4 separate regions of the Mus musculus genome follow, and all the other regions are linked to region 3. The links are chromatin loops, found by intact Hi-C in ENCODE. Cell type or tissue: left cerebral cortex. All regions are shown on one strand. Links, peaks and the distances in the headings refer to the core of each region. The heading gives the core; the rest is flanking DNA. Region 1 overlaps Vti1a (vesicle transport through interaction with t-SNAREs 1A). Region 2 overlaps Vti1a (vesicle transport through interaction with t-SNAREs 1A). Region 3 overlaps Vti1a (vesicle transport through interaction with t-SNAREs 1A). Region 4 overlaps Vti1a (vesicle transport through interaction with t-SNAREs 1A).

Region 1 (8,041 bases), core at 2,027-7,026, 100 kb before region 3:
GTTGTGGCTTTCTTAATATGGTGCTGACCTTTGACTGAATGCTGCTAACCTAGGAATGTTTGGAAAAAGAGATCCCAGACACGACTCTGGTTGACCTCTTCCCCTCAGACCACAAGAGTATCAAAGCACATGTTCTAGGATATGTAGACAAAGAGGTGTGTGAGGCAGGTCTTAAAACATCAGTTCCAACATGTGTTTAACCATGTGTGAGCAGAAGGGTGCTAAGCCATGTGGTAAAGCAAGTGTTAGGGCAGATTCCATTACAAATGTTTCTCATTTGGGACCTTCAATTATTTTATGCCTAGTCCAGGGTTGCTAAGCAATAGCTCTGTTTTCCCAACTTAACACAATAAACTGAACAACATCACAAAAACCAGTGCTAGAAGTCTCTCTTCCTGCCTTGAATTGATCATGAGGAATTCATGTATGTTTTTGGATAAATACAGTGGCACTCAGACTTGACTAAGGCTCCATATGTAGAATGGCAACAGAGACAAGGGACGAACATGCTGCACTGTCCAGAAACTCGGGTGACGATCACAACCATGATCTGTGCCTGCAATTGATAGCTGTTTTTCTATTTCCAGTTTTAAAATAGGCGTATACATAATAGTCACATGACTTGACCATTTAAGGTAGGTATATACATAATAGTCGCATGACTTAACAAACGTGGGGTTTTGGTAGTTCTACTTAATAGTAAAAACGTCACCAAGACTGGCTTTAAGGTATGTCTGATAATATTTGCTAAATATTATAGCTTATGAGTCAACATTGCTTCTGGAAGCTTCCATTCCAAAGCAAATGAATCCTCTGAATTTAAAATATAAACACCCAACTCTAGATAGATCACACTTTGAGGAAGAATAAGAGCAGGCAAAAATCAGGGCGGTTCAAATGCCTTTCGATAGCAGGAAGAAGAGTATAAAATAAATGGCTGCAAAGGGAAAACACCTCAGCTCTACTTTTGTTTTTTGCCTATGAAACAAAGCTACAAATACACAAACACAAATATTTATGTCCATGAATTTCTCTTCTGAAAACAGACAAACAATCCAATAATCTTTTACAGAGCTGGGGAGGTGGCATAGTCAGTAAAGTGCAAACTTGGGGACTGGAGTTTGGATCCCTAGCACCCATTTAAAAGTCAGGCCCATGGTGTGCTTCTGGAACCCCAGTGCTGGCAAGTGGAGGGAGGCGGATGCCTGGGTCTCCAGGACCTGACTTGTCACACACACACATGCACACACACACTCACACAGAGGCACACTCTCACACACACAAACTGCAAAGAACAAATAAAAGGAGAAGATCCACAAGTTTATATCTAAATTCCTTATAGTGCTAATTAATGAGGTCTGTTCTCAGTGTTAACCACAGTGATCAGTGAATAAACAATATTTAATCATAACTGGAAAATTGTATTTCATTAGTTTGGATGTCAAAACAACAAGTCGATCAACCATTAAAATACAAACAACTGCCTTCTCTGTCACCTTCTGCGTGGAGACCACCACACAAAAACCACAGAGAAAGAAACAAACAGTTAAAGCCCCTGGCACTGCCAGGTGCTGTGCGTCAGAGCCTGGCAGGTCTGAATACTGTCTTCCTGTTTGCTTGTCTTAATGGTCTGGGCAGCACACATTAGTGAGCACAGAGAGAAAATCTGTTCCCTGAATATAGTTTCTTCAGTGTTCAGCCACTTCAGTCTGAACAGTGAGAACCAAATTCAGAATGCAACAAGTTTCTTCTCTGCTCACACTAATCCAAAATCAGAGGGTGTTTTCCAGAGCTTTGCCAGACACATGTCAGCCAGGCTCAGGCCCCTGCTGCAGAAATCCTAAACCATGCTAGCTGAGCACCAGGGCATCTGTTACCAGTCGCACTCACTGAAAGGCTCAAGTCTGGAGTGGAGGAAACCTATAATGCCATTCTGAGTAACAAAAAGAGCCTCAGTGGAGCCGCTGACTCTGAGGTAACACTCCTTGTCTCCTTGCCATGTCCACTGACTCACGTGTAAGCACCTCTCCTCATACCTTCTCTTGGGTACCCCTCTCAGGGGATACAACAGACTGAAGGCGTGTGGAGGGAAAGGGACTCTAGGATCTTTCGTAGAGCTCGCACTGTACAGCAACGTGCAGTACCTGGTTCTTTGCAAATCTTTCATGACAATTTGTACTTTCAATCAAACTATGCTGAGGACAGCAGCAGCAACAGCAGCAGCAGCAGCAACGACAACAAATTAAACCAAACCCCCAAATGATCAGAGGCAGAGTTTAGCCTTCTGTCCTGTGAAGCCCTCATTGCTAGCTAAGGGGTCTGGGGGTGCGGAGAGGAAGGCCTTCTAGAGTGGCAGCTCTCCCACCTACACAGCCTTGGGCATTTCACTCCTGGCTGTTGGGTGAGGGGCAACTGTGGGTAGTGCCTATCTGTGGGCACACAGGACTCCTTCAGGGTGCTCCCCACAAGCCTCCATCTTTGTGTCTCCCTTCCGATGATCCTGCCAAAGGCTCGAGTGTACGATGAAACTGTATGCAATAAGCCGGCATCATGTTTGGACGTGAGGATCTTTAGAGCCTGCTAGGGAATAGCATGAATTTGAATGTCCCAAACACAGGTTGGAATTTTGCCTTGGAGCTGGGATTGTCTCTGAGTTTTATGACAAAACAATCATCATTATTACGGGAAAGAGTAAAATAAATGCTCACAACAGCAATTATTGAGAGAGAGAGAGATTACTTCCCCCTACCCAGCAAACAGGCCTTTTTATCTTTTCACCTTAAATATTTTTTTTAACAAACCTTTTTTTGAGACAGGGTTCCATGCATCCCAGGTTGGCCTACTGGTTACCTAGCAGAGACGACCTTCTGATCATCCTCCCTCCACCTCCTAGGTGCTGGTATTAGAGGGGTGCAGTACCATGCCTGGTGTAAGCGACTCTGAGGGGTCAAGCCCAGGGCCTGTGCACGGCGGGCGAGTGCTGCAGCCACTGAGCTACAGTCCCAACCTCCCTCCATCCTGCCAGTGTCATGAGGCAACTTCTCTGCCTTTCGCTGTCCCTGCTCTTTCTGTCCTACTGGCTCCCTAGTAATGCTGATAGAATTACTCACCCCTACACTGAAACCCCCTTTCTGTAATTAAATGCACATGTTTGAGGGTAGATTAAAAACTGCAAACACCATGTGGAGAGGTTCAGAGTAAGCACAATGTTAAGTACTTTCTTAAATTTAAACTTCTCATTTATGGAAATCAGTAGAAAGGTAAACTTCAAAACCTTTCCAGTGTTAAGGGTGAAGCGTGACGTCATCACTCTGGTTAACTGATCTAACCTCAAGTGTTTGTTCTCTGAGACCACTGTCAAACTGATACCCACACTTTTAAGTACAGATTCATCTACTTTGTTTAAAGGTGTTGGGAAGTAAAAATGTACCCCAAAAGACCAACGCTGCCACCCGCCAACACGCTTCTGGACACGATACACTTTTCTTCTTCCCATTTCTTCACAGATCTTTACCAAAAAGCAGGGAGTTAAATTCGCTTGCAGAAGTCTGTGTCCTTTCCTCACTGGCCTGCCTGCCCGCGCACTCGCCCACTCCCCTGCTGTCCATTCTGTTCCCAGAGACTGCCATGCACAGAGGCTCTCAATAGGACAAGATTCCATTCCTGCCTTTGATATTTTACCCCAGAAGGTGATGGCATTTATGCCCGATCCAGTCATTGACACTTTCTATCATTCAGTGCTCCTGATGCTGGGCATTTATCATGTGAAATGAAGTGACTGGTGACAGACAAACCTACTTCTTCTCCACACATTTTGTTCTTACCTATGTTTTCTTTCATGTTTTTGTACTTCAAGAATTTATCAGAGGCTAGGAATCCAAGTGAGAGAAAACAGAAAATATTTGTATTTGCTGATGATATTTTAATCACAAGGGAGATTTTCATTCATCAAACATTTATTGGATGCATATCACGAGCCCAGCTCACTGGCAGGGTGATGCAGAGATGAAAGCCAGTCCCTGCCCTCCAGGGTCTCCATGTCAGAGTTGGGAGACAGGCAAGGAACCCAACAAGGACAACACAGCAATGCCCCGCCCCCCCACTCCCGCATGCTGTGTGCAGGCCACTGGAGGGAGGGAGGGCCTGGCTTATCTCAGGCAGCATGTGGATGATGGCTTTTTTATGTGACACATTCAGTAACCTTTAGATTATTTCAGATTTTAAACTATGCATTTATTTTAATGTATAAAAAATGCATAGTGAGTGCATTAAACCATGAGTTCATGGACAACACTGTATGATAAAGTTGGAGAGTCTTAGAGTTTAAAAAAAACGTGTGTGCCGGGAGGGTGGCTCAGTGCTGAGGATGGGCCTAGTATGACTAAGGCCTGGCTTGAACCCAACCTGGAAAGAAGGAAAAGTGTGCTTCACAGATATGGATACATACCATACATACATACATACATACATGAGAAAGTGTGCTTCGCAGAGATGGATACATACATACATGCATGAGAAAGTGTGCTACACAGAGATGGATACATACATACATGAGAAAGTGTGCTTCACAGAGATACATACATACATGCATACATACATGAGAAAGTGTGCTGCACAGAGATGGATACCTACATTCATGAGATGTTGGCCAGCCCATGGGCCATCACAGGGTCACCATGCTACACAGCTGAGATCTCCAGTGTTCCCGAGTTGCACTTCCTTGAGGACATAGAAGGAAAGGCTCCAGTGCGGCCTGGGGTGTTTCCATTAGGTGAAAGGCAGAGCATGAGAATCCCCCAGCCCAGCACCTTGTCAGACTCATCATATGAAGAATTGGCACAAACTCCATTCCTGAGTCTGGGAATCTCAGAAGCCATGTGTCACTGCAATTACCCTTAAACTGCTTCTGATGGAGAGTTGCTGTGCAGTAGTTAGTTTTAATCCACACCCCAGGGTACTCGGGCTTGATATCTGAATGGGACTACATCCTCCCTCAGGTATTTAGATAATGTTTGAAAGACTAATGAAGTGTAGAATTCCAGAGGCAGTTAAGACTGTGTGGCAGCTTTTTTTTATCTTATTAATTAGTTACTCTTAATTAGCATAGCTAATAATGATGGATTAATACATTAGAAATGGTACTGAAATATGAGGACTGGCTTGAAGCCTCGTCATTAGCACGTCCATCACACGTGAGAAAGGTTATCAGTCTCTCAGGGGACCCCGCTGGGTCTCTATGAAATTCTGTCCTTGGCTGGATTCTATCTTAGTCTAGCAGGAAGATTTTTATCACTAATTTTGACTAGAAGTTTAGACGACTTCCGTTGCTAGAACATTCTCACATTGGCCTCATGGGAACCTTTCACTAAAGCTGTTACCACTCCTCACCGTCAGGAGAGATGGCAGGGACTTCAGTGGAGGGGGTGAGGGGGGGCGGATGACAATGTGCAGTCAGTGGTATATACTGCTGTGTGGTAAAGTTCAGCTAGGATCTGCCTTGATTTCAACATTTGTCTCAGGAAACCATGTATAAGACCAACCACCTCCAAATCAACCCAGGAAGAACTTATCAGTTGTAGAAACTAAATGTTCTAGGATTGGCTGTCTGATGAATTAGCTCTCTCAGAGTGGTCAAGCAGTTTGTCCAGTGTCATGTTGCTGTTAGATACTGCACATCTTTGTGTCTAGCCCTGAGATTTGCACTTCACTGGTGAGCTGGCATAGGAACACAGGTGTGCAGGGTGAGTGTGATACACACCTATACACTATGGAGTCACTGGCTATTCCAACCATTTGCACTGTGTGTCTTCTATGGGCCTGGCCATGTGGTAAGTGCTTAACACGGTTTATATCTTTTTTTTTTTTTTTTTTTTGGTCTATATCATTTGACTAAAACCTTGAATTTTACAGGTGGACATACTGGGTGCAGAGCAGTCTATGCTGGCAGTACATCAGTGGCAAGAGATAGCCATTCCAACTCCAATCTTCTCATCCCACAGGCCCAGCCCACAGTTCCCTGCAGTGTATGACAGGGGTGTAAAATGGCTGATAACAACTTGTGTGGCTAAGGTCAAGTACATTCAAATGACAGGTGGGCAGTACTCTTGCCAGCAGAATGAATCTGCCTTATAGTTTGAATGTGAAGTGTCTCCCGTAGGTTCATGAGTCTGTTTGGAAAGCTGTGGAGAGTTTAAGAGGCGGGGTCTCTTTGGAGGAAGCTGGTCCCTGGGGGTGGGTCATGAAGTCATGGCTGACAGCTCACTTATTGTTTGTCCTCTGCTACTTGAACATAGATGCAATGTGCTCAGCTGCCTCACACCACTACTGGCTCCTTCATGATGGGTCGTATCCTTTCAAACTGCAAGCCCAGATAACTCTTCCCTCCCTTAAGTTGCTTCATGTAAGGGAATTTCATCATGATGGCAAGGAAGGCCAGCAGTCAAACAGGAATTAGGGTGACCAGGAGACCATGTGCTATTTTAAGAGGGTCTGAGTTGCTGCCATCTATTTGGATGCACCAAGAATTAAGTGCATGATAACCAGAAGTCTCCTGCACTGACACAGAGACACAAACATTGACAAGCTCTTGTGAAGTTCAACATGTTATTTACCTAGCTAATCCCATTCCTAGATGCTTGCACAAGAGAAAATGAACCTATGTCTACAGAAAGATGTGTACACAAAGGTTGCAGTGCCATTATTTATACTATTCCCAAACTGCAGGCAGCACATCTAGTTCCCATCACCAAGCCATAAATAGGTAAATTTACCACACCCTCCTCTGGGATGTTAATTAACAGGCACGAGATAACTAACTCGTGACAAAACAGGTGTAACTCAGAAGCTCTACAGTGTGTGAAAGAAGCCAAGGCAGGACAACATGCTATGGAATTCCATCCATATAAATCTCTACAGACAGCAGATCTCTGCTGTCAGAGCAGCTGCCTGGATCAGCACAGGGACAGAACTGAGCTGGGGAAACCCAGTAGAGGGGGGAGGGGCTGTTTTATATTCTGTGGGTCACGGTAGTTTTACAACTGTATGTAACTGCCAACATCCATTTAAGATAATACTTAAGTTGGGTGAATTTTATTGTATGTAAAAAAAAAACCACTTATGCAGATGCTATGAATTAAAACAAAACAAAACAAGCAGACTTGCTCCGAAGAAACACAAAACATAACAAGGGATCGGCCATCACCTTCCCTAGGGCTGGGCTCGGGAAGAGTGAAGCTAGCTGGCCTACTCTTTCTTTAGACTTTGTCAGATGGGAAACACTCCCCCATCTCACAACTGCCCACTGCATTCTTGATCCCTATCCTGAAACTCAAGTTCCCCTTGAGGTGCAGACCAGTTTTGCTGGGTTAGCCCAACACCACATTGGTGGCAATGCCCTACAGTGGCGACATACTCTGGCATATGGCAAGTGCATGCCGGAGCCTTCACCCAAACCATTCACACCTTCTTGTGAGAGTATGCTGACCAGAGACATCTTCACCACAGAGCAAAGAACATCATTGCTTATTTATGCACAGTGTTATCCAGATGGTCACCAAACACTTGAAATCCACTTATGCAAGTGGCCTGAACGGACGGATGGACGGATGGACGGTCTGGAGCAGAACAGGTATGCCTCAGGACCCAACCTAAAAGAGGGTTTTCTCAGATGCCGGCTGAGGATCTCTGAGACAAACTACAGATAGCCCTTGTATTTTCTGAAAAAGGCAATGAATGCCAAATGCATGCTGCTGGGCTTTCCCCGAGTCTCTATAAATGTCACAATCATTTGATGTAAAAGACTCCATTAACTACAATATCAAAGTAATGTTAGTAGTGCAAGTTATAACGCTGAATAAAAGAGAAGCAGCCAGAATGTAAAGTTTTGTTTACCCTGGAATTAGAACCACATAAAGAAAAATGTCAACATATGCAAAAAAAAAAGAGTTAAAAAAAAAGTTTGTGTGTGGATAATTACAGTCATATTGGGTTATAGCAGTGTGCTTTTTTTTTTCTTTCCATTTTTTATTAGGTATTTAGCTCA
Region 2 (8,041 bases), core at 1,296-6,295, 60 kb after region 3:
GATGGAAACATATTTAAAGTAGACAAGTCTCAGATTCGGGCATATAATGAGCCTGAGCTCAGATTCTAGCTCTGATTAAGAACCCTGTGTACTTCAGGGCAGCTTGAAATAAACCTTATAGAACAACGAGTCCACTGCTTATCACGTAAGAGACATTTGAGAAAAGAAACCACTCTGATGGCAGCCACTAGTGAGTCTATTCATTTTAGCCTGCTAAACTGGACTTGTCATCGGCACTCCCGTCTAACAGCAGATATGGCCCAAGTCTCCCTGACTATGAGGACCAGTCAGCTATCCACTTCCTCTTGGCTCCTGGAACTCAGTTTGGGCTTTCGGTTTTGGTCTTTTAGCTTTGATCTTGTTGATATGTGATAGAAACCTTCTCCACTTGGAACCTCTTAATTGTCTAAGAACTTTGGTTCTCGCTCACCTTCTCTCTGTCTCTTGAAGAGAAAATACTTTATCTCAAGCTCTGAAGAACTCACACAGCAATACAACATTTAAGTGTCAAAGGCGATGCACTTGATTATCAGCAAACTACTTCATAGTCTGAGTTAAACTAACTGCGATGTAAACTTCAGTTCTGCTCCTGTCTGTGTAGCTACAGGGAGGATGCAGTATCTCTATGTCTCAGTCAACGTATCTGGAATAAAAATGCGTGCTTTGTAGTAAAGTCTGAAATGATCTCTGTGGTCATAGCTTTCTATGTTGAGGTTCCCTAACCCATTGTTCTTGAGGAATAAGAACAAATACACTCTAAAATCTCCACTTAAGGCAAAACTAAAATAGATATTTATTCACAGACACAAATATATGGAGAAGTGTCCCAAAGCTAATGAAATCACGCAGAGGCCACACAAGGAAGACGACACGGCTCAGAAGATGACAAGAATACCGAGCAGCAGCTGGATTCAAAATGCACCAGCCAGAGCAAACCATTCAAAAGCACAAAACCTGGATTGGGGGCTTTGAAACAGAGTGGAGAAACAGGAAGAATCCAGCTGCTGGAAGACGAACCCTCAGACAGACACTGTTCAAAGGAGCAAAGGTTACGGGGTTATATACGGAAGAAGTATACTTCTCAGAATATGGTTAGAAAGCAGAAGAACACTGTTAGACATGAGCAAACGAACAAGTAGGAGAAACTACAAAATCAAAGTTTTGAATACCTATCATAAAGCTAATCATATAAAGATAACAATCTTTTAAGTAGTTATTTAAGTAAATAAGGTTGATTCCAGAAAGTCATAACCCTGTCATAAAAGAGATCCTAAGTATTCTCCTTTTGCACTGGTTGGAAGTTCAATGGACACTCAGTAAAAAGGAACCAACAAATCACCCAACAGACTTCAAAGTCTGCATGGGGCCTGGTACACAGGGCAGAGTTTCAGAAAACCCAAGCTACAGAATGATGTAGTGGGCTCACTGACCCCCAACGAATGCACTGGAGAGCTGAGAGAGGCCCCTCCACATCACACAGCAGGAGAGCTGAGACATTTCCCTTAGCCCCACCCCTCTTCCCACAAGACTCCAGCTCTGGGCCTGGTGTGGGGACAGCACCAAGACACCTCACATTTTAGGATGTGGTCATCTTAAGGTACAATGCAAGACATCAAAGCCAAGACCAATGTACAAGGTACCTGCGATCGTGGCTGCTAAAGGCTAGATCTAGGGCACAGGAACTATGGAAGGCTATCTGAAACACTCCAGAATTTTAGGCCATTAACAGTTGGCATAAGCGAGGGAGGGCACAAGGCTCAGCCTATGCACCAGGGAAGACAGAAACGCCCCCAAACCACAGAAAACACAGAGAACTTGCCAGAGACTCAAGAGGTTGGCAGTAGGACTATAAAGCTGGAGGTTCAACCCAGAAGCACACAGGGCCTCTAGAAACGCACTTGTGCTGAAAGATTTCAGCCCTGCTGAAAGGCAATTCAAACTCAGGCTCCAAATACATACACCGAACAGACAACAGTAGCACACCCTCATATACAGCCCCAAGGATCCAGCCTCACTGCTGGGCCCAAACACAGGTGAGTGTTTTTTGGACCGTCACTGGTTTTCAGTAAAACATTACTCATTTGACTTGTTTGGCCATTGACTATATGCATATATAAGACATATGGTATATAATCTTTAAAAATCCAAAGACCTGTAAGGGGTCTTTAAAACTCAGGAAGAGGGTGCCAGCCAGGCTAAACTTTCACACACCAAGTCTATACCATTATAATGGCAACAGCATAAATAAAATGACATTTTAGATAGGTGAGAGCTGAAAGAATTCCTCTCTAATGAAGCTGCCCCCCGAGAGATGTTGCCAAGGGGCCAAGTGCTTGCCTTCCACTCAGCCTAGAAAGAAAAATGTTATGTGCATCGAAGATTTTTTTTTATTAATTGTAAAAAAATAAATAAAAAGCTCCAATCAGAGTAAATTTGGAGGCAAACATTTTTTCTAGCCGTGTCATGAAGTGCACAGCATACGTAAAGGTAGAGTATATAGTATGGCAAAAGTAAAATGTTTGGGAGACAAGCAAATGGAGTTCTTATCGATGAGCCTCACGCTGCTCATAAAGTAACACGATGATGCCATTTAAAAGTAGATAAAACAACTTAAAGGCTCACACTGTAATCTCCATATGAATTGTCAAAAAAAATAACACCAAGAAGTATAACTAAAATTTAAATAGAGAAGACAGAACCAAATACTTAAAATTGTGTCAATTACCCGGAAGAAGAGATGGAATAAGGAGCTGTTCATGTGACTGATGGCATACAATTGATGACTTCATAAAACAGGCTCTCTGCTGCCGTGAAAGCAAAGGAACGCTCCAGCTCCTCACTGATACAGAGACCTCCCTCAGACCTACCCGAGGGCTGAAGAGCTGCTGCGTGTGCTATCACACAGACCATCGGCCACTTTTTCCAAGCACCATTTTGTTCCATTGGAAGGAGAGGCGGGAAATGTACACTTGCTCTTGTCTGCATACAGATCTGGAGAAATGCATGAAAACTCACTCCCAGTAGTTACCTGTACTGGAAACCTGAGGGAGTCAGAAGGAGGAACCAAGATGGGAAGCAGATGGCAAGGGGAATTCCACGCGCATCTTCGTCATACTCATACCTCCACCACCACCACCACCACCACCACGCCAGCAGCACCCTCCCAAGCATCTGCGGGGTCTTATTTTAACTCCGTGGCAGAGAACTTCAGGCTGTATTTTTAGGAAAACTCGTCAGCACTTGCCTATGAATATTTTGCTAGATAGCTTACATAATAGGAAATTTTCAAGGTTACAGAATTTTCCAAAACAACTGAACCGTTTCCCAAGGGAGAAGAAGGATTGGCCAGGATGCTGACAGGGATGCCACGGGGAGCAATCACACTCTCTACCCTGTGAGAGGGAACAAGAATTCAGTGAGCCCTTTCCACTCCCAGTTTCTGGAGATATGTGACATCAGACATATGGGCAGATCTACACACAAGCAAAGTAAGAAGGGGTCACTAATGGCCCCTGAACAATGGCAGGGACCAGTGTTTTGCCTGCTTAACCACAATCAGTAAACCTCTAAAACTGGGCAGGTAAATGGTGAACTCAGGAGCTAAGTATCCCCTAAGAAACCTCTTCATGGCTCATGTAAAAAACACTTAGAAAGTAGATAAAGGGCACTGGCTGTAGCCTTGTGTCCCAGCACTCAGGAGACATAAGCAAGCAATCCATAAGCTTGAGGCCAGCCTGGTCTACATACTAAGTTCTAGGCCAGCCAAGGATATGTAGTGATACCCTCTCTAAACAAAGAAAACAAACAAAAGAAGACGTCAATGCAGAAAACATTGTACACATGCGATGGCACACACACATAGACACAAACACAACAAATAAACAAAATAAAATGTAATAAAATATTGAAATACAATAATTAATACAGTGCTCTTAAAAATCAAAGCAAATGAAAATATTGATCAGGAGGAAATACTTAGAAATAATATCACATTTCTTACTTTAAAAAAAAATCTATCTTATGAGCTCTAACCTAAAATCTGTCTACAGAGAATGGAGAGATTTATAGTTATTAAAATAATTTAATCATAAAAAACAGAAATACATTAATTATTTATAAAATTGAAAGTGTTAGAGACATTTTTTAAGAAGGCATAAAAGAGGGGGCTAGAGAGATGGCTCAGTGGTTAAGAGCACTGACTGCTCTCCTGAAGGTCCTAAGTTCAAATCCCAGCAACCACATGGTAGCTCACAATCACCCATAATGAGATCTGATGCCCTCTTCTGGTGTGTCTGAAGACAGCTACAGTGTACTTAGATACAAAAATAAATAAATCTGTTAAAAAAAAAAAAAAAGACATAAAGGCTCCTGATAGGTTGAGGGAAATTCTGTGAATAAAGCTACAAAGTTTTATTGAACAACATGTTTTTAGAGTTAAGATAAATAAAACTAATGAGAGAATAAGAGGATGAAAGTTGAAAGCAAGGACTTCAGACATTAATAAGAAGGCAGAAAAATGAGACTCCAATGGACCATGAAAACGGAGGGTCAGAGAGAGTCCAAGGGACCACGACATCCAGTTCCATGAAGGGGTTGTCAAGGAAAACTGAGAGAGAGTTAAGACACAAATTGAGAAAGGGGCCCAAACACAGGTCAGTTCTTTCTTTTCTTTCTTCTTCTTTTTTTTTCCCCGAGACAAGGTTTCTCTGTATAGCCCTGGCTGTCCTGGAACTCACTTTGTAGACCAAGCTGGCCTCAAATTCAGAAATCCGCCTGCCTCTGCCTCCCGAGTGCTGGGATTAAAGGCGTGCACCACCATGCCCGGCAGGTCATTTCTGAGGTATCATGTCTACTATAGTGGGAAGAAATACAATAGAAAAAAAGACTAAACACCTAAAATTCTCCTCATACATATTTTTAAATGCCATATTCTGCTTCCTCTAAATGCAAGAATATTTACAGGCACACACGAGAAAATGCCACTCTCCACAGAGCTTGGGGATTTTTGCATTTTCTTTAAGCTGGTGCTGACCCCCAGCAGATGAATGATGGATCAATAGCACCATCCTGCCACTGTGATTCTCTTTGGACAAAGCTCTGCTGGGTAACATTTCAGTCCTGCGGTAAGAGTGGAATAACTCAGGCAGAAAGGCCTAGGAAGGAGGACATTTATTAAAGTGACAGACTACCTGAGCAGCGCACCCACCACCTAAGCAGACGCTTCTCTAAGAGTCTTCCCTGGAAGATGCCAGCCCTCAAAAGTCACGTGAACAAAGACAAATAGCCACTGGGCCCAGACGCCAGCACCACCCACTCTATCTTTACTTCACTTAAACCCTGAATGAATTCTCAGAACCAGCCAGGTAATAGTCTGAGTAAATACTCACTCTACAGGCTTCCTGCGCTATGCGGTGCCTGGCTTCAGCCTCTTCTTAAGGCACAGACATCTTGTCCATCTAACTGGTCATACCATCTTATTAAAAAAAAATGTTTTGCAGAAAGTGTCTAGAAACTCTGAGAAGCAAGGAGTCTCTCTTGACTTTCTCAGTGGTTGGTAGTGGGGCAGCAGGAAGCTTCCCATGAGTCAGAGGTGAATCAATCAAGAGGGAAGTATCCATTTTGAAGCATAGTTAAGTCACCTTTCATGGTCTTACAAGGTGAAACATCGATATGCACTGACATCTATAAGTTGTACAATAACTGCACTTTAGAATTGAAGGCTCCTAAAGAAGAACTTAGCCTGACCACCAATCAATCACGGTCTAATCACACAACAATTCTCTGGCCAGTATAAGCTGTTTGTTCTGCTGATGACGGCCACTATTAGCCCAAAAAGTCATTTACACTGAACACTGGCCTGAAAGTATTTTATGACGTAGATAATCCAGTGAAAGAAACAAAACAAAGATTGCAAATATCCTAAGGGACACCAGACTTTACCCAGGGGTGAATTACCAGAGGTCTCACAGCATTCAACACAAGCAACAGGGCGCCGACTGAAAGCAGTGTCATGGTCTCTTATCTTAAGAACTATCAACCTGAGAAGTCAAGTTCTTTCATCCTTTCTTGTGTACAAGATTCATCTCACTCATGTGATCGCTGTGCAGATTCCTCTAGACCCACTCTCTGGACACAGGAAGAGAAGTGCTGCTCACCTAGAGAGTCAGTAATTAGCAGTGTCTGCACAGAGTCAGCAAAGGCAGCTTGTGGCCTTACATCAGAGAAATCTCTGGCCAGAGAGGCTTTCTCTCCTGGGGGCTTGGCCAAATTTAGATTGTGCCTTCTAGAAAGGAACAAGACATTACATAAAAGTCAACCTAACTTGTGTTTGAAAAACACAGCAGCTAATATATTTCGTAGTGCACTGGGCTGAGGTATTCTTGTGAAAGCTGAGTCTGCAGGCATATATGCCAACTTCCTTTCCTAACAGTCCTACCAGGCAGACACTATCACCATTCCCATTTTCAGTTATGAACATGAAAAAGCTATTTGCTGAGTTCAAACAGCTAACTAACCAGTGTCAGAGTAAACCCATGAAAGCAGCTTCTAAAGAGAACCTCTATACAGCTAATCTAGTTTCTCATGCTCAGACGTTTCTCGTTTTTTAAATACTTATTATAATTATTATACATAGAGGTGTTTTATCTGCATGTCTGCCTGTGCACTATTGCATGCCTGGTGTCAACAGAAGCCAAAAGAAGGCATCGGATACCCCAGGACTGGAGTTACAGATGGCTAAGCCACCAGGTGGGTGCTAACAGCTAGTGCTCTGAACCCCTGAGCTATCACCCTAGCTCTTCTTTGTTTTACATTTTAGGCAGCGTCTTAGGGTTTTGCTGCTGTGAACAGACACCATGACCAAGGCAAGTCTTATAAAAACAACATTTAATTGGGGCTGGCTTACAGCTCCAGAGGTTCAGTCCATTATCATCAAGATGGGAGCATGGCAGCATCCAGGCAGGCATGATGCAGGCAGAGCTGAGAGTTCTGTCTTCATCTGAAGGCTTCTAGTGGAAGACTGACTTCAAGGCAGCTAGGATGAGTGTCTTAAAGCCCACACCCACAATGACACACCTACTCCAACAAGGCCACACCTCCCTGGGCCAAGCATATTCAAACCATGACAGGCAGCATCAGTTACACTCACTGCACTACTGTCTTCCATCCCCTATATACACCCACTTACCTGCTCCTTCTTGCCCACTCTCATGTCCCTGCCTCCTTGCCTGTAGGCTCAGCACAAGAAGTCACAGCAACCATGTGTTCATGATTACAAAAGCCATGTCATACCCAGAAGACAGCATCCCACCACACTGCCCCCCATTCACCAGCTTCCACAGTCCTTCTACCCAGTCTACAGCATTTCTTAAGTCTCAGAGGGAGAGACATGAGTGCTTCAATTAGGACTGAGAGCTCGATGGTCAGTTATTCTCAGATCTTTGTCTGGCTGAGTCCTGGCTTTGACAGTCACTCACTGCCAAAAGAGGTTTCTCTGGCCAAATATGAGAGATGTACCAAGTCTATGGGTATGTATTATCTTTGGCCACAGGCTATCCCTGTCCAGCTCTGGTGGGTGTCCAAGAACAATGGCTGCCTTCGTGATCATTGCTTATGTACTAGGCAGATTGTTCTCTTTGTTCCCCTTTAAATTTTCTAAGGCAATTTGCTTCTAGCATCAGTCACACAGATAGCTCTATTGGTTTGGAATGAAGGACATGTACCAAGAACTAGGGTGTGCCTCAGTGGTAAAGTGCTTGCTTAGCTTGTATAAGACTCTGGTTTCAGGAAACTTAAAGAACTTGGCTAACAACAATAACAAAAAAAAAATCATTAAAAATATTTAAATACTTTCAATCAGTTATGACCACTAACATCCAAACACTCACGGTCACGTTTTGTTCTTGGCTGCAGTAGTTCACTGACAGCATTACAGCCAGGATCACATGGTTTAAAAAAAAAAATCTGCACCATCTATTTTATCAGAAACATCCCATACAGTATTAAAAGGATTGAATAAACACCTGCTTAAGTAAAATAAGCC
Region 3 (8,041 bases), core at 1,359-6,358:
CTGAACCTAAGTGCTGTAATAGCAGGATGTGTGAAATGGGGGTGCAGGAGGCGAGGGACTGGGAGCTGCGGCTTCGGGCTCTGGAGCCTTGCTGTATGTGACTGTCTGACTGCTGAGCTGTCTCTGAGGTGGGGGCTCGGTGAGCAGCAAAGGGAGAAGCAAAGGCCAGCAGGGTGTGAGGAAGCTGGGGTAGGAGACTGAGGAGGACTTCATCCTTGGCTGCTGGGATTAAGGGTCGCACACATCTCAGAATGAGCCTTTACTTTATTTGGCTGAAAAACTCACTAAGTCTCTGTTAGAAATCAGCTTCATTCGGAGCCAAGCAGAAAAAAACAATAATGCTCACTGATGCTTATTAAATTTGACTAATCATTTAAAAAAAAAACCCTCAAATTTCAAAAATTAGCTGTCCTTAGAAGTCATTTGAATTATTTTTTATTTAATTTATTTTACTTTTTTTAGATTTTTTTTTTTAAATGAAACAAGTTCACACCAGTAACAGAAAAGACCTGGAATAAGCATCAGTCTGGGAGAGGCGCAGAGCTCACCTGGATAACTTCCGGCTGCAAAAAGAACATTGCCACAGAATCTGTTTTGCATCATCCAAATGCTTGAAACAAGAACACATAATTTTAAAGGAAAAAAAAAAAAGTGTCTACACTTAGCTAGAAAGAGCAAAGTTGTGTTAGAAATAGCATCTTGTGATATTTTGGTCGGTTTCTGGTGTTTCTGGTTTTTTTTGTTTTTGTTTTTGTTTTTCAGCAATCAATATAATTATGCAGTGCGAGAGGGCGGTGTTTATGCACATTACCATTTATATAGTGTACACAAACAGGGCTGATGGACACACAGGCCTGTGGCCACATCCTTGACCTCTGCCTCCCAGGAAGCCCGTGTGCAGTCTGCAGGCTGGAGTACTGACCTCCAGCTCAGCTCTGTCTGCGGCCGGTGCCCAGTGCCCACTCTGTGCAATGAGCCTGGTCTGAGCCTCAGAAAACTGTTCCCATAAAGGAAGTCAATATGCTAATGGTCCCAAAGTAACTGGCATGGCATGATAAAAAAAGCAGACCCTCCCAAAAAAACAAACACACACACACACACACACACACACACACACACACACACACACACACACACACTCATCCGTGAAAAGCCTGATACCATATATAAAACCCTGCATCATTCCCAGTGGGTAGCTCTGGGGTCCTTTCTGGGAAACGGAGGAAGTACATTTACACCTTAAGAATATTCCACCTTGCCAAATCACACGAAAATGACAAAAGTGTTATCTTTTTTTTCCCCCCTGTGAAGAGTGTTCAGATGCCAAACTGGCACAAACATAAGTACCAAGCTGCAATGCTGCTCAGTTCAGTCAAAGCAGACGGCTTTTTAACTTTCACACCAGTGCTCTATGGCTGGCATCCTTGTAAGCAGAATGTCTGTTCCAATGGGCTGATGGCCAAAGTCCTGTTACTGTGACTCAGAGCAGCCACGTACCTCGCCCATTCACGCTGAGGACTTTGGCGGCACCACTTACACAAGCTAAGAGGTGTGAGTCAGCATTTTGTGGCGCCCATTTTCCTGTGTGTGTCCCTTATTTAACACTGGCCTGGCTCGCAGCAAGGTTCTATATTCTGTATAAGCTGGCCCACATATAATGAAAAGAAAGAGTCAAGCAGTCCCTCTTAGGAATATTACTGGTGGGTTGAAATGAAGAACCAGCCTACGATAGCATTCTAGACTATTTTGGGTAAGTCTGCTATCAAAACTCATCCAATATCAATATATCATGGTCACTTTCTTTCAAAACTCTATGGAATTAATTGTACTGTTACTGCACAGACATTTCTTTCTATGTATAACCTTCTCCTATAGAAAATTCTCTATATAAATGTATAGTGTGAAGATGTCAGTCCAACTTGCTAGACAAGAGCTACAGACCCCTATGAACCTCTGTTCCCACCTGCTGAAAAGGGCAGAGGCTCTGCCGTAGCCCACAGGTTGATGCAGAAGCACGAGGGAGAAGTGCTTGGCTGTACGATGTGCTTAGTACACAGCCTGAGAAGCTCACCCTACTGTCAATCACTACTGAGTTGTATGAAAGAACGGAGGGGAGCAAGCTGGCACAGGCAAGGGAGCTGCTGCACCATACACACGCACACGCCCAGGCACAGCAGACATGGCAAGGGAGCCACGGTAGACGCTTGGTAGTAGTAGCAAAATCCTCTATGATAATTAATAATAATGAGGTTGTGGTGAGCAGGCAGGACCAATAAAGCCAAGGATATACATGTTCCTGTCTCTTCTATCTGGGCTAACCTATGTGTTCTTCAAATATGCTGTGGACCGTAGGCAAGCAGTCTGTTCAAACCTCAGTACATCTGCCGCTCTGAAAGCTCAGCGTGAACTTTCACACAGTATGCTTTACAGACAGTAGAAGACAAGAGTACATTATATGTGACTGCCAAATGACAGGCAACTTTGGGTATTCTAGGAGGGAAAAAAAATAAGTTATTTTGGCAGCAAGAAAAAGTCCTGCCAATGTGCATCCATGTAAGTCGTCTGTCACTTTAAGAGCTGAAATAGGAAAACCTGTACCAGTTTTGTATTCTGTTCGTTCTTTTCAACTCATTCTAAGTTGCCCCCTGGGAGTTAGCCCTCCACCAAAAGTCTCTTTCAGTACACAACTAACTCTCTCTATTAGGCTTGCCCACCCCTGCTCTGCCGTAACACTGCCTCCTTTGTACTTGCCTGGTGAACTGACCAGTCACTCGGTACAATGGCCACAATTACTAAATTACACTGCCTGTCACTGCTTTTGTATCACACCTCTAACAGGTGCCATTACCATGATAGGCAGATTGTAATAATCCATTCACAGCATCCACGGCCTTAATAATGTATTTTTTTTTTTATTTTACATAATCTGTGTGAATGCCACAAGGCATCTGAATAGTTAGTAAACACACAGGCCTGAAAGACTGAGCCCCATGGAATGCAGCCGCCAACAAAGGCGCCCAGGACAACGGACCTGAATGCAGCCACGTTCCTGATAAAGCGGATATGCTTACAATTACATCCAGTGGAGAAATGGCCTCCAGACTTTAGAGTTTTCTAAAACAAACTTATGGGCCCGAGAGAGTAAAAAACAGGGTATTGCCAATCTGAAATGGGTATCTGTGCTTAAAACTACACCCAGCGGGCACGTGAGTAGAACCACACCGTCGTCTGAGCGTGGCGAGAGCCTGAGATGAGCCCCTGGGCCTGCTCCGACCATCCTCTAGCTTCCTCTTGGCCTCTCTCTGGTCCACTGCTCAGGCTCCCCTCCTCGCCAGAGCCGCCATGTCTGAGCTACTAGACGACTCTTTGGTCATCTGTAGTGGCTAATTACTGTAACTGGCTTCTTCTTCGTTGGCTTCCATGATCACCCCCACATCCTCCATCATCTCTTCCAAATTCCTCTGCCTCCAAAATGCTCTCTCTCTCTCCCACTGCCATCCTTTTGGAGAGCTTACTTAACTCCACTGAGCAGAAACATGCTTCCGCAAACCAGCACTGCACCTGCCTGTAGGCGGGATGTGAGCTAACTTTCATCCCTTGGCTGCTTTGCTTAATCTAACACCTCTTTCCTCCTTACGACACAGAAACTGGCTGCCAGTTCATTTATAGCACAGTGCTTTCCTGCTACTAAAACTTTTCATTCTAAATGTGCAAAGATCTCTCCTGACTCGCTTAGAGAGATTCCATCCTTGCACATGGATGAAAAGGGAAATACAAGCAAACAAACAAGCTGAGTCTTCCAGGAGAGCTCTCCGCATCGGTTGTCTACACGTCTGAACTCCTCCTGTCTTTCATCGATGTCCCGAGTCCTCACCCACACTGCTCACACTGACAAGCACTCACCACTAGTGCTCACACTGACAAGCACTCACCACTAGTGCTCACACTGACAAGCACTCACCACTAGTGCTCACACTGACAAGCACTCACCACTAGTGCTCACACTGACAAGCACTCACCACTAGTGCTCAGGCGTCCAGTCTGTCACATGCCAGGAAGCGAAACACACCTGAATTACAGAAATGTTAAACTGTGGAAAGGTCCTCATTTCACAACCATAAGATACAGTAGTCCTGCATTTTATTTTACTGCGTACTTAAAACTATATCCACCACACCAAACTCAAGACTTTAGAGACACTGCTTAGAATATTATAGTTTTAAAAATAATATTTAAGACAGTTTAAAACATGAATTCAAGAAGGCGGGGTGTTTTAGCAATGAGATTACATGAAGAGGAGAGCTTAGATCTTGCCCCTTACCGTGAGACACGGGGAAGGAAATGAATGGCAAGTAGAGGAATGATCCGATAGGAACTGAACCTTCCAGCACCTCAGCCTCACTTTAGTGAGCTCTTCAACGGTGGGAAGTGTGTGCTGTTTCAGCCTCCTAGTCTGACCTGTAGCAGGCCAAGCCGAGGCCTACACTGTGTGACCTCACCTGACAGCATCCACAGCATGCTGACTTTCAGTGAAATTCTCAGCATCCATCTTATCTTGCTTGAAAACACATGCTGTTAAGTTAGAGCTAAGAGTTCTAAATCCACGCATCGCTAACACGAGCTACAGACTGTGACCTTGAGGACAGACTATAAAATGACTTTAGAAACTGAGACTGGCATTTTTTTTTAAAGTATGCTATTAGAACATATTAGCACAGTTAGAAAGTGTAAATGCTAGTGTAGGAAAATTTTACCAATATTATTGTGTGCATATGAACTGTGATATGAAGCACACACGCACACACACACTCACACACACTCATATACTTCTCCCCTAAAATATATCTTTATTAAAGGCCAATCACTTGCTTTGAGGTAAAAATGCTGCTCAATTTGTAGCACTGAAATATTCTTCTCTTTATAAATGGTTAGAATTATGTACTTCTTTAATCCCACAGCCACACCATGGCTACTGAGACCTCCATCTCACAACCAACCAACCAGCCACGCACAGCGCAAGGATTCGGAGACTCCCAGTCCCTCCTCTTCATCTGCTTACACCAATAATAAATAGCTGTCAGGTGACATTCCTCAGACTTATCTGGTGAGGATTGTTTTAAATTTGTTTTTAAAATTCAAATATCTGCAACAAATGATTCAAGGCATATAATGAGTTTTTTAAAAATAGAAAAACATAATTAAAATTACAGAATTCCCTATGAACCTGCAGAGATTGGTTGGAATGAATGGGGTACATGCAAGAAAAGCAGCTCAACACTCAAGCATGGAGTTTCCCATCCTCTGAAGGGCCCAGGCAGCATCTGCACGATGGAGACCATTCCTCCCCAAATCCAAGGGTAACAGAAGGCATTTATCTATTTCTCCATTCCTTTTTATTTCTGAGACAGCTCAAGTTGTCTAAAACTCGAGATCATTGTGTGCTGAGTGACAGGCAGCAGGTGTGCATGTCACGTGTGCTCTCCAGCTCATTTCCAAGTGATAGAAATCCATCTCAAATTAGGGAAAGAAAAAGATACAGAGGGTAGAGGAAATATAGATTCCTGGAGTAAAGATCTCTGGTTGATATTATGTAGTATGAGTGATCCATTGGGCTAAATGGCCTTTTAACAAGTAGATTTTTAGATGTATCTCATCTAACATCCAATTTTATTTTTGAGCTTTGATAGAAAATATGGAGAATCTTCCAAGAAAACCGGAAAAAGCCACATGGACAGCAGAGTGAGACATACACTCTGCATTTCTTGGCTTTATGTTTGCCCTCTACTAGCTGCACCCAAGTTAAGAATTCTAGCAGATCTGTAAGTCTCCTTTCCTTGGGGGTGGGGAGTTCAGGATGCAAGTCTTTACTCCACATGCAAATGTCATTGTTCTCTGATGTCTAATAATGAAGCTAGTCAGAGGCCACTGTTTGGTATTTTCCCAGTTAACTTACACTGTAGTACATCCAGAATCCTGCAGGGTCACTGGGTGTAGGGAACTGACCACGAAAGCAGAGGAAGGCAAGGAGCCTACTGTGTGTCACAGGGAAAACTGCATGGCATGGCATGACTCGCTTGCTCTGGAGGCAATGAGCTTTGTGCTGAGCGTGGCTTCCAATCATAGCTTTTTGGCTAGCGGGACTGTATAAAACACCAGTCCTTATGCTTTGGGCTAAGGGCATGCTCCCTCAGGCCCAGGACCATTCCCACCGCGCACTCCACCACTGGTGTGACTGCACTCCGTCCCTGGATGAACCAGAAGCATGACTGGTGTGGAAAGCACCTCACTGGTCTCATGTCATGGTGAAATGGAATGTTTTCATTTCACAGCAATCCGGTTAAAATACATGTCATTGCCCCATTAAACAGTGGAGACCATTTCCTATTTATTTATTTATTTATTTAATTGACTTAAAGCTCCTTTTACAAATGGACTCCCTGGGCTGTTTACAATTAGTACGATGGCTCTTTCTTTAATGACAATTCTCTTCTTATGATGTCAAGTCTCCTCGAGTTTTTCCGTTCAAGATAAAGAGATAAAATAAGCAAACAAGTGCAGACTGCAAAAACAAACTGCTTCTGAGGATTTAAGTGTGGGATGCCTTCAACAGTGCCCAGCCCCACCCACACCTTCCATGCGGAGCCTATCTAGCACAACAATGCTGGCATTGTCTTCCTTGAATTCAGCAATGCCAAGGAGAGACAGAGGCTTTCCTCTAGTCACACAGGGCCAGGTAATTGATGACCTAATAAACTGCTTCCTGGGAACAACTACCTTAACATGTAGGGTTTTGTTATGGGTACTTTTAAGGGACCCTAAGATATTTGTCCAAGACTGGTGTTCTATGTTATAGATAAATAAGTTCCCTTATGACAGACACTGGATCCATGGAACACTCCTAGTTTTTCCTTTAAATTTGGATGGGATAAGCCGGATGGGGGGGATATTTACACAGAGCTTGGGACAAACAAAACAGATCAGGGGACTGTGAAGCCCATTATGAGATTCTAAAGAAGCCACTTGGTCTCTCAGCTTCCATTACCTGCTGCACTGTCTCCCCAGCTCCAACAGTGTAAATTCTTACGACACGGTATTGGATGCACAGGAACAACTTAGTAAATGTTGTATGTCTATTAAAATTCTTTCATTTTCATTTTTACTAGAGTTCTTTTAGGATGAATGTGTAAAAATTCTGAAATAGATGGTTCTTTATTTGAAATACATTTCTTTATTGACACAGAAAATGGATCAAAAATGTTGACCGTGTCCCTCAGTATTGAAGTGTGTGTGTGCCTGCCATGTTCAACACCACTGGTTCTAGCCTAGCACCCAAAACACGTATCCCGCTAACCACATAATATTCAACTGTTGTCTTAGTATCTCCAGAGGAACGAACTAATACATGAACGATAGTTTCCTTTGACATTTAAACATTTTATTTCAATACTTTGCTTTCCTTCATTAAAGGAGCAACTTTAAAAATTGTCTTGTATCAAAATATGGTCCAATATCCATTGAGCAGTGGACTGCATCTTATACTAATTGACCCAGCTGGAAATCAGATCCGCCCAGCAGGACAGGCCATGCACGGCTCAGTCCTTAGCATCCTTTTCCTACTGGGATGCCAGAAGGAAGTCTCCTTCCTTAATTTTTACATAGGAGGTCTTGCTTTGGTTTTTGTTTTGTGTTTGCTATAGGGAAAAATAAAGATTGACTGTTACCTTAAATATGCAACCTCTAGGCAGCCATTGGTTTCTAAACAATCTTTCCTGTACCCAAACAGTATATGCTCTGGTTTCATTTTTCACAAAGGGTAGTGATATATTTGAATATGAGGCTCTTTAGAGCAGCATTTCAGTTTACATTTGAAAAAGGACCTACAAATTTAAGCAAATAGTCCAAGTGAGTGTGTGGGATACCATGCTGTGGGTGTGTACAGAAATGCCCCCCTATGCTGGATGTCCGTGACATGAGCAGAGCAGCCTGACTACACACCCCACAGAGAAGATATTCTCTACAAATAAATCGACTTTGCAGACAG
Region 4 (8,041 bases), core at 1,377-6,376, 85 kb after region 3:
GTGCACTGTATGTGTTCTCATGCATGCACCTGTGTATAGTATACATTATTTGTCCTGAATCCAGAAATAGCACAAGCATATGTACATATACAGAGAGTCCTGTGTTTCCTTTAAGAAAATGTAAGCCTGGCCCGATGCATTTGAAATAGCAGCTTTTAAAATGCAGTGTTCACATGAAGACACTATAGTGCACTGACTCTGGGTTCCAGGTCAAAGCCACAGTCAGTACTAGCTAAGAACTCACAGCTTGCCTTTGTTTTATCCAAAGCTCAACTGAGAATTTAAAATATTCACTTTGCCACCTAGAGAGAAAAATTATATATGCATATCTTCTTTGTTTCCTCCAACTAAAGATTATCATAAAACCTAAATATACCATAAGGAAATTAATTTTAAGGAAATTTCATACAATGTAATTATAAGATAACAGGGTTTTTTTGTAATTAAAATTTTTATTTAAAATCATTTTAGGGTTTTAAAAGCAAAAAGAAATTAAAATTAAACTCAAATTCACACAGAAAAAAGAACTTCCCTGTTTTAGGTGCAAAGCTACCAAGTGACCCAGCACAAGCTTCTAATCCAAACGGGGCTGGGGCTTTGCCTAGCTCTCTGTCTTAGCTTCCTACATCAGCTACTCGGTTCCAAATTCACAAGTATAGAGAATCACTTGAGGAGCTGCCCTAAAAAAGCCATCACAACAATGTACAAATCACACCTACACCAATACAGTCACACGTGTGTGCGCAGAAGACCATCTGGTGTCAGGGATGTTTAAAGATACCCAGATCCCAACATGCAACAAAGGCAGGAGACCAACTTTGTATTTTGTGCCCAGAATATTTTAACCAGCTCCAAACTCTCATTGCCCCAGTGGGCCCTGCTAACCTTCCAACCTGTCCTGCAGTTTATCCTGGTCATTCAGCTGACTATGTTCATCTCTCAAACCCCTTCTCAAGGCTCAGTCTGGACGCCAGTTCCCACAAGGCACTTCTCTCAAGCCCGTCTGCAGCCATCATGCTGGGCTGGATGCTTCTCTGTATTTTCACACACTCTCCTAATGACCACCCCTCAATTCTGCTTACCACAGGATTACAATCACTAAGGCTATAATCAATATGAAAAGATGCAAATTTGGGGTTGAGGCTATCGATCCCTCGCTAAGTGCTTGTCTCCCACCTGTGAGGCCCTAGGTTTAGCTCCCAGTAGCCCACACCCAAACCAACGGCAGCAAATGGTTGAGAAGTTTCACATCTAAAGCTAAATTCAACGAAGCAGCCAAACATTACCAGCTTATAAGTTCTCTTACGTAGCTTCCCAATTTTCCCTTGAAATATGTGCTTTACTGTCGGAACCGGGCTCAAGTCATGTTGTTTCTGTTTCAGAACAAATTCTCAACAGATGGGAGGGAAATTCGGTAGCTTTTAAACTACCGGGCTATTTGGTTGTTGGCTTAGGCATGCTAGCATGAACTCTGCTCATGTTAATGACAATTTTTAGGGAAAAACTACAGACTCCTTTTCTGCCTCTAGTTACAACACTAACTTCTGAAGGTTTCAGGGAAGTCAATTATTAGAAACTAGAGAAAGAATAGGAAAGAAAGCCAAAGACACTGCATGTGTATTTTGAACTCCAGATGAAAACTTGGCGCAAAGACAATTCTAAAGAGTAATAAAATGCATACGATAAAAAGGCATAAAGTATATAATATCATAATTTCTCTACCTTTAATTCTGCCTCTACTCCCACAAGGTCAAGGAGAAAGCTTGCTTTCTGTTCCCACAGATTAATTTCTAAGATGTCTTTTACAAAACAAAATGTACTGACATACAAAAGCAACCCAAACACGAAGGCCACGTCTGCGAAGGCAATGGAAGACTGAGCGCCTCCTTCCTTTGTGTAAGCTCTGGCAGCTCGGCCCCTGGAGCCCTGAGGAAGATGGTTTACAGTTTTTAGGATTTTCAAGGATCTTCTGACCTTGAGATACTTTAACCTTTAAATTCTTTAATTATAGGATTACGGTCTGTACACAGCGAACTTGCCGACTAAGACTTAATGCAGCTCTCCAAGTGCTTTTATACTTAACGATCCTATTGGACCTCCATCCTTCCCCTGTATGTGGGCAGAATTCAAAGGTTCATATCAGGAAACTAAAGCACGCATGCTGGAGGGCCCAGACCACAGGCCCTGTGCCTTCTCGCTATTTCCCACTTGTGTCTTGAAAACATGGTCCATGACCAAATTTAGCTCACTTAGAATATAAGAAAAAAATAAGGTATTAACTACTTCTAGCAACCTGAAACAATATTTACCTGATATTTTTGAAGTGTAAATAAAGCCTCTGAATAGAATACCTGAATCAGACCATATTTGCAATGACTACCCCCGAGCCACATTCCTTCAGTAAGGAAAAGAAAGCAAAGTTTAAACTTCACTGAAATAGCACCTATAAACCTGTAGGTTTCTAACTGAGAGATGGAAACTTTCCTCTTCCTATGTGTAGTTCAAATATCATGTGACCGCGAGTATGACCCCCCCCCCCACACACACACACACACACACGCACACACACACACACTCTCCTTCAGCTGAAATGCATTTGTAGGTGAAGTAAGAGCACCACGAGCCGGGGAGAAAAGTGTGGGCGTGCGCTTCACAGACAATATGCAGCTGCCTTAAAACATACAGTGAGTCCACAGAGTGAAAAACACTAAAGAAGAGGAAAACCAAAACTTGTTCGCTGGTGAGTATGTGAAGAGGCAATGGATGTTCAGTCGTAAAAGTCCCAACAAGCAAACCTTAGAGGAGAGAAACATCAAGGAAGGGAATCTGCGCTTCCACTTTCCACAGAGGTCACTTTAAGAAACTGGCTAAATGTGTTATGAACTGGATGGTTCACAACAAAACCAAGCCTGAGGGAAAAAATAAAACTCTTAAATCAATTTCACTCCATATTTTAAATTTCTTATACCCTTAAGTATGATTTTTTTTCCAGCCTCCGAAGGACACAAACTCAAGCCAACTAACAAACAAAAATGAAACTATTTTTACACGTGGTCCACTACCCACCAGGTTTATACTAAGTTGAAATCAATAGCAAAGTCTGGCATGGTCCATCCGAGCCCTACTTTAACGCCTTGTATAAGCAAACTTAAAATAGTTGACAGAACGCACATCCTCAGCTACTATTGCACAGCTTGAAAACCTCCCCCTGGAGATGAGATCTGGCACAGTCCCCATCAGCACCAGCTGAATGCCCTGAAAGGCTGTGAGCAAAGTCAAAAGTGCCTAACCCACTTTAAGCTGTGCTCTGAACCTCGCCGGCACAGAACTGGATAAAAGACAGTAAGAATAGCATGAAAAGCAAGTCAAGATTCACGGAGAGAGAAACGAGATGTCAAAACCGTTATGTATCATTTCAAGTTACCAACTGATTTTAGTTTGGCAAAGCACAAGCCTGGCGTGTCTTATTCAAATATTGTTGTAGCCCTAGGGCCTAAGTCTGAAATATCTAGTTCAGTCGGTAGTGTTATATTATACAGCCATGAATTTCCCTTGAGCATAAACTTTAGGAGGGCAACGAACAGAGGGGAACCGGTTTATTATGGAGTCATCACCTTGAGGGTTTTGGTTTCTTCGGGAAATATCGTTGCTCATTGTCATCTTCCCCCCTTTGATGCTGGATGCACTCAGAGAGGACATTCATTTAGAAATGAATTAGCTACTGTGATGCCCAAGGAATTGTGGGTCATACCTGAGAAATGAGTGCGCCATGGAGAAACCAAGTAAGGCGCGCACAGTGCTCATCGATGCCAGGGAGGCTGAGCAGCACACAGACGAGGACCGCACAGTCTCTGGCCGTCCATCTGAGGGGCCACGTGACTTCTGACCGCACAGTCTCTGGCCGTCCATCTGAGGGGCCACGTGACTTCTGACCACGAGACAGTGTGTAAGCAACCAGGGGAAAGTTTACTATTTATGAGTGAACAGTTTAACATTAGAACAGAGATGGCTTTTTGACTATGGCAATTAGCTTCTTCATGTTCCAAACACCAAGTAACATTTTCCCATTAATTTTTAAACCAATGTGGCTTTAACTTAAAATAAACTGTACATCAAAAGAATGGAAAATAAACAGCCAGGAACACAATTTGACGAATTGGATTTATTTAGTTTATTTATCTAAACAGGGACCATTGGATCTCTTTAATAGGCTGACAGTTGCACTGGGCTGGTTAATAAAACATTCAACACAGTGTCTTCAGCCAATATAGAAATGCAAATCCCATCAGAAATATTTTATTCATGAGGCAGTAATTTCTGTTACTACCATAGTTGCTTCCTTCCTTCCTTTTCTTTCTTTCTTTTCTTTCCTTTTTTTTTTTTCTAATGGCACTCTGCAAACAAACAGTGCCATCTAGTGACCAATGAAAAAGTCAAGTTTGTCACAGGCTTATAGTTAAGTCTGGCAAATTTTTACTCATTTTTCTTATTTTCAAGTGAGAGCACAAATACAAGTAAACAGAAAAGTTTGAAAGTAGCTGGCCAATAAAAAGGATTATAACAGAGAAAATTTCTAAAACCAGTAAGCCACACACACACACATGAACACACGTGAACACACATACACACACACATGAACACACACACACACATGAACACACACACATGAACACACACACGAACACACACATGAACACACATATGAACACACACACATGAACACACATACACACATGAACACACACACACACACATGAACACACATAAGCATGCCCTCATACATACACACAAACACCAATTTACCATTCTATCTAGAAAATACATACCTCAACTACATAGACAAATCAAAATGTTATAAAGCCTAAGTAAAAAAAAATGGCTCATTAATCATAAAGTGGCATCATAATTTTAATTTTTTAAAAAGCAATGTCACATAAGGAAATTTTTTAACTGAACAACAAAAGCCATCTGAGACGCTGACAACACTGAAAGATAGATAAGTCGACACAGGATGCATATGTGGGTGCACACATATCTGTTCCAGGACATACATGGCCTGGCCGCCATGGCTTCGGTGAATATGGAAGCTGTTTTCACAGGTCACCAAAGTCTACAGGGCCTAAAATCAATAGTCTCAAGTCTGAGGTGGTCATCATAAAATTACTCGCATTGGGAAAATGTCAGAGCTTTATAGATCAGGGAAATCTATTATGGCCCACTTCGAAAGTTAGCATTAAGTCCCAACAATACAATTCGTAGAGTGCCAAGATCATAATACTATTTCACTCAAGCACACATGACAGGGGAAGGGTCAAGGGCATGACCCTGTGATACTTGCTATGTGGGGAGGCCAGAGAAGCGCCCTGCACACTTGCTTCCCAGGACCGAAGGCAGGGTTACAGCCGAAAACCGTCTCTGGCGTCTCCCTACCCACCATGCCGCTCCACCTGTGCCCATCTATGTAGAGCTACCGAGGCTAAGAGCCTAAAATAAGAATCTCACTAGCAAAGATGGCTGCTTGCATAACCGCTTTCTAACTCCCTGCCCTGGTGGGACCTGACAAAGCCTATTCTGCAGGAGGAGCATGTGTGCACATGCAGAAGCTTTCTAAACAGACCACTGCCTTTCCCCAGAAAGGTCACAGGCTTGTGCAAATGCCTAGCAGAAACAGTCAGTGAGTTAGAGTTCAGCCAGCTGGGAGACCCACATAGGTCTGCCAGCCGCCTCAACACTGGGAATCTTCCTAGCGGAAGTACTTTAGAAAAAGAATCCCAGCTGCGTTCCACCCTGGAGTCTGTGCAAGAGCTTTATAGATCAGGGAAATCTATTATGGCCCACTTCGAAAGTTAGCATTAAGTCCCAACAATACAAGCCCCACAGTCACAGAGACTTTCTCCTACAATGGTTTGAGACTTCAGTAAGCAACACACAGAAGGTGCTCCGCTCTGGTCCAACTTCAGTTGTTATTTCTTGGCATCATCTAACATGGAGGAGAAGCAGAGAACAGAGCAGAAATGACCTACAAGAGAAGCCTAAGGAACAGAGTCCAGAACAAACTGCCAAGTGGTGAACTGCAAAACTGAAAACTCTGTATTAATCTGTCTTCTACGAATGCTCCAGATTATAAATCTTACGGGGACACGTTCACTGCAGCACAGTAAGGTGTGAAGGAAATAAATAGAAATATACAGGTGTTCAACAAGAGTTAACATCACAGAGAAGACAACATGCTCCCATTAAAATGATCTAGAGTTTATAGAAATTTAAAATGGAAGCATTAAGAACATATATTTTTAAAATATGGATGTGTGACATCATTATTATGTAAAGCTATTTACGGGAAAGGAGAGATTAGAAAACAGCCATCCAAAATGTAAAACATGATTCTCCTGGAGCAATAAGGCTAAGTTGATCTTGTTTTTTAAAATCTTTTGGGATATTCTGACATTTTATATAGAATGAAGGAGTATAACTGTTATAAACGGTGACATGTTCATGGAGAAGGGACGTTTCTTTGCTCAGATGGTTCTATCCAGTGCTACAGGTCTGGGGTTGCTAAGAGATTTACCATGACCGTAAATAAATCTTAATAAGGAGAGGCTTTTTATTTTATATACTGGTATACGATGTGGGACCAGGACTGTACTTGAGAACCCCCAACCATATCAAGCTAAGGCTTATAAAAAAAACACTACAAAGATTACATGTATTTGTCTACATGTAGGGTCTAACATTAACATATATGCCATGTAGTTGGCCTAGTTATCTTTTTGATTAGATGATGCAAGTTTGATAACAAAAGCAAAAATATAAGTTATTCTTCTGACCTACAGTCTTGCTAGAACAGCGAGTCTTACGAGGCCCGTCAATTAACAGTCTTCAGTGTCCACGGAAAGGGAAGCAGCTGCCGGGGCGCAGCTTAGGGAAGCTGCGGGCTACACGTGAGAGCCATTTCTTGCCTTCTTCTGGTCTCTCAAATGCAGTGAGCCTACACTTCAAATGCAGCGTTAACCACACCAGCTCCTGTATTTGTTAGAATGCATGCGTGTTCCTGAAGAAGGTTCAGGTATGTGATATCTGCTACACATTACAGCTGAGACCACCCACACCTGAGCATGCTTCAGCCGTTTCCTACAGGTCCCACAAGATCACAAGTCTGCTATCTCAGGATGTTGCAGGGACAAGGAAGACAGCATGTAAACAAAAGCACTCAGCTCCTGACCATTTGACAAACAAACAAACAAAAAATCAAATTTAAATTCCTCCTCCTCGCTCACACTTTAGTCTCAGAAGGAAAAATAGGGGGCGTGCACAGACTGTGCTCAAGCCCACTGGGCCGGCGCCTGCGGAGACGGTGCAGGTAGGAGCAGCACCCTTTGAACCCTGACCTAAGGCACTGACCCAGCAGTCTGCAGGCAGCTGGATGTCTAGGCGCATTCACTCAGCCTCACTGCTGAGACTGTCCATACAAGTGCCATTCTCTGATGTCCACAGCTCTGTGCTGGGAGCCGGCTTAACAACCACATCACATAGCCTTTCCAGACAGGGGCAGACAGCTTTCTGGCACCTGTGACCTGGGAGATGAGTGAACTTAGACTGGGGCTGGAGTGCTGCTTCCAACTCCCCTCACAGTCTAGCTAGGCTGTGTGCTGTCTTAAGCAAGCCCAGCTGGCAAGAAATAAGTGCAGTGACAGAAATCAACCACAAGATGGTGCTAGCACCACAATGCAACCCCAGAGAAGCTGAGCACTTAACAGACCTGAGGACTCTCATCCTGGTTCACCACACACTATTCCATTCTTTTCTATTTACTTAGACTTGGCCTAACAGCTTATACATCTTTGTAGCTTAAAAAACAACAACAGCAACTTCAAAGGTGTTTATTTATTTATGTTTTGTTAAGATACAATCTTAAATTTGTGGGGGGGGGGGGACCCAACAACCCTCGGCTCAGTATTTTTCGCCTTTCGCTGGTTCACTTTCTTTGACTCTTCTGACATCATGGTCTTTGTAGACTAACTCCATGTTCATCTCTCTCCCA

What was found. A loop is a pair of places that touch in the nucleus more often than their neighbours do. Peaks named below come from ENCODE experiments on the same cell type or tissue, not always from the same donor. Only the 100,000 strongest peaks of a DNase experiment are listed, where the experiment ranks them.
Region 1: a loop joins it to region 3, with 9 times the contacts of the local background. A loop is called at or near these places in 6 of 42 quality-filtered maps.
Region 2: it touches region 3 in a loop (13-fold over the local background); 3 of 42 quality-filtered maps call a loop at or near these places.
Region 4: it touches region 3 in a loop (2.6-fold over the local background); 3 of 42 quality-filtered maps call a loop at or near these places.

The regions. Positions count from the first base shown.
Region 1 is chr19:55,519,072-55,527,112 of GRCm38, reverse strand. The region is part of intron 7 of Vti1a (vesicle transport through interaction with t-SNAREs 1A); the gene reads right to left. Among named protein-coding and RNA genes, the nearest start is that of Gm41871, 180 kb to the left of the region's middle. In left cerebral cortex, for the core only: no CTCF peak of the experiment used is centred there; DNase peaks (open chromatin) are centred at 3,578 and 4,343; H3K27ac peaks cover 987 bases.
Region 2 is chr19:55,357,909-55,365,949 of GRCm38, reverse strand. All of the region lies in intron 3 of Vti1a (vesicle transport through interaction with t-SNAREs 1A), which reads right to left. Among named protein-coding and RNA genes, the nearest start is that of Vti1a, 46 kb to the right of the region's middle. In left cerebral cortex, for the core only: a CTCF peak has its summit at 4,261 (motif pointing left); a DNase peak (open chromatin) is centred at 3,158; H3K27ac peaks cover 867 bases.
Region 3 is chr19:55,417,577-55,425,617 of GRCm38, reverse strand. All of the region lies in intron 5 of Vti1a (vesicle transport through interaction with t-SNAREs 1A), which reads right to left. Among named protein-coding and RNA genes, the nearest start is that of Vti1a, 110 kb to the right of the region's middle. In left cerebral cortex, for the core only: a CTCF peak has its summit at 3,583; DNase peaks (open chromatin) are centred at 2,149, 2,380, 2,663, 3,576 and 1 more place; H3K27ac peaks cover 497 bases.
Region 4 is chr19:55,332,469-55,340,509 of GRCm38, reverse strand. All of the region lies in intron 3 of Vti1a (vesicle transport through interaction with t-SNAREs 1A), which reads right to left. Among named protein-coding and RNA genes, the nearest start is that of Vti1a, 20 kb to the right of the region's middle. In left cerebral cortex, for the core only: a CTCF peak has its summit at 4,417 (motif pointing left); DNase peaks (open chromatin) are centred at 2,655, 4,409, 5,529 and 5,704.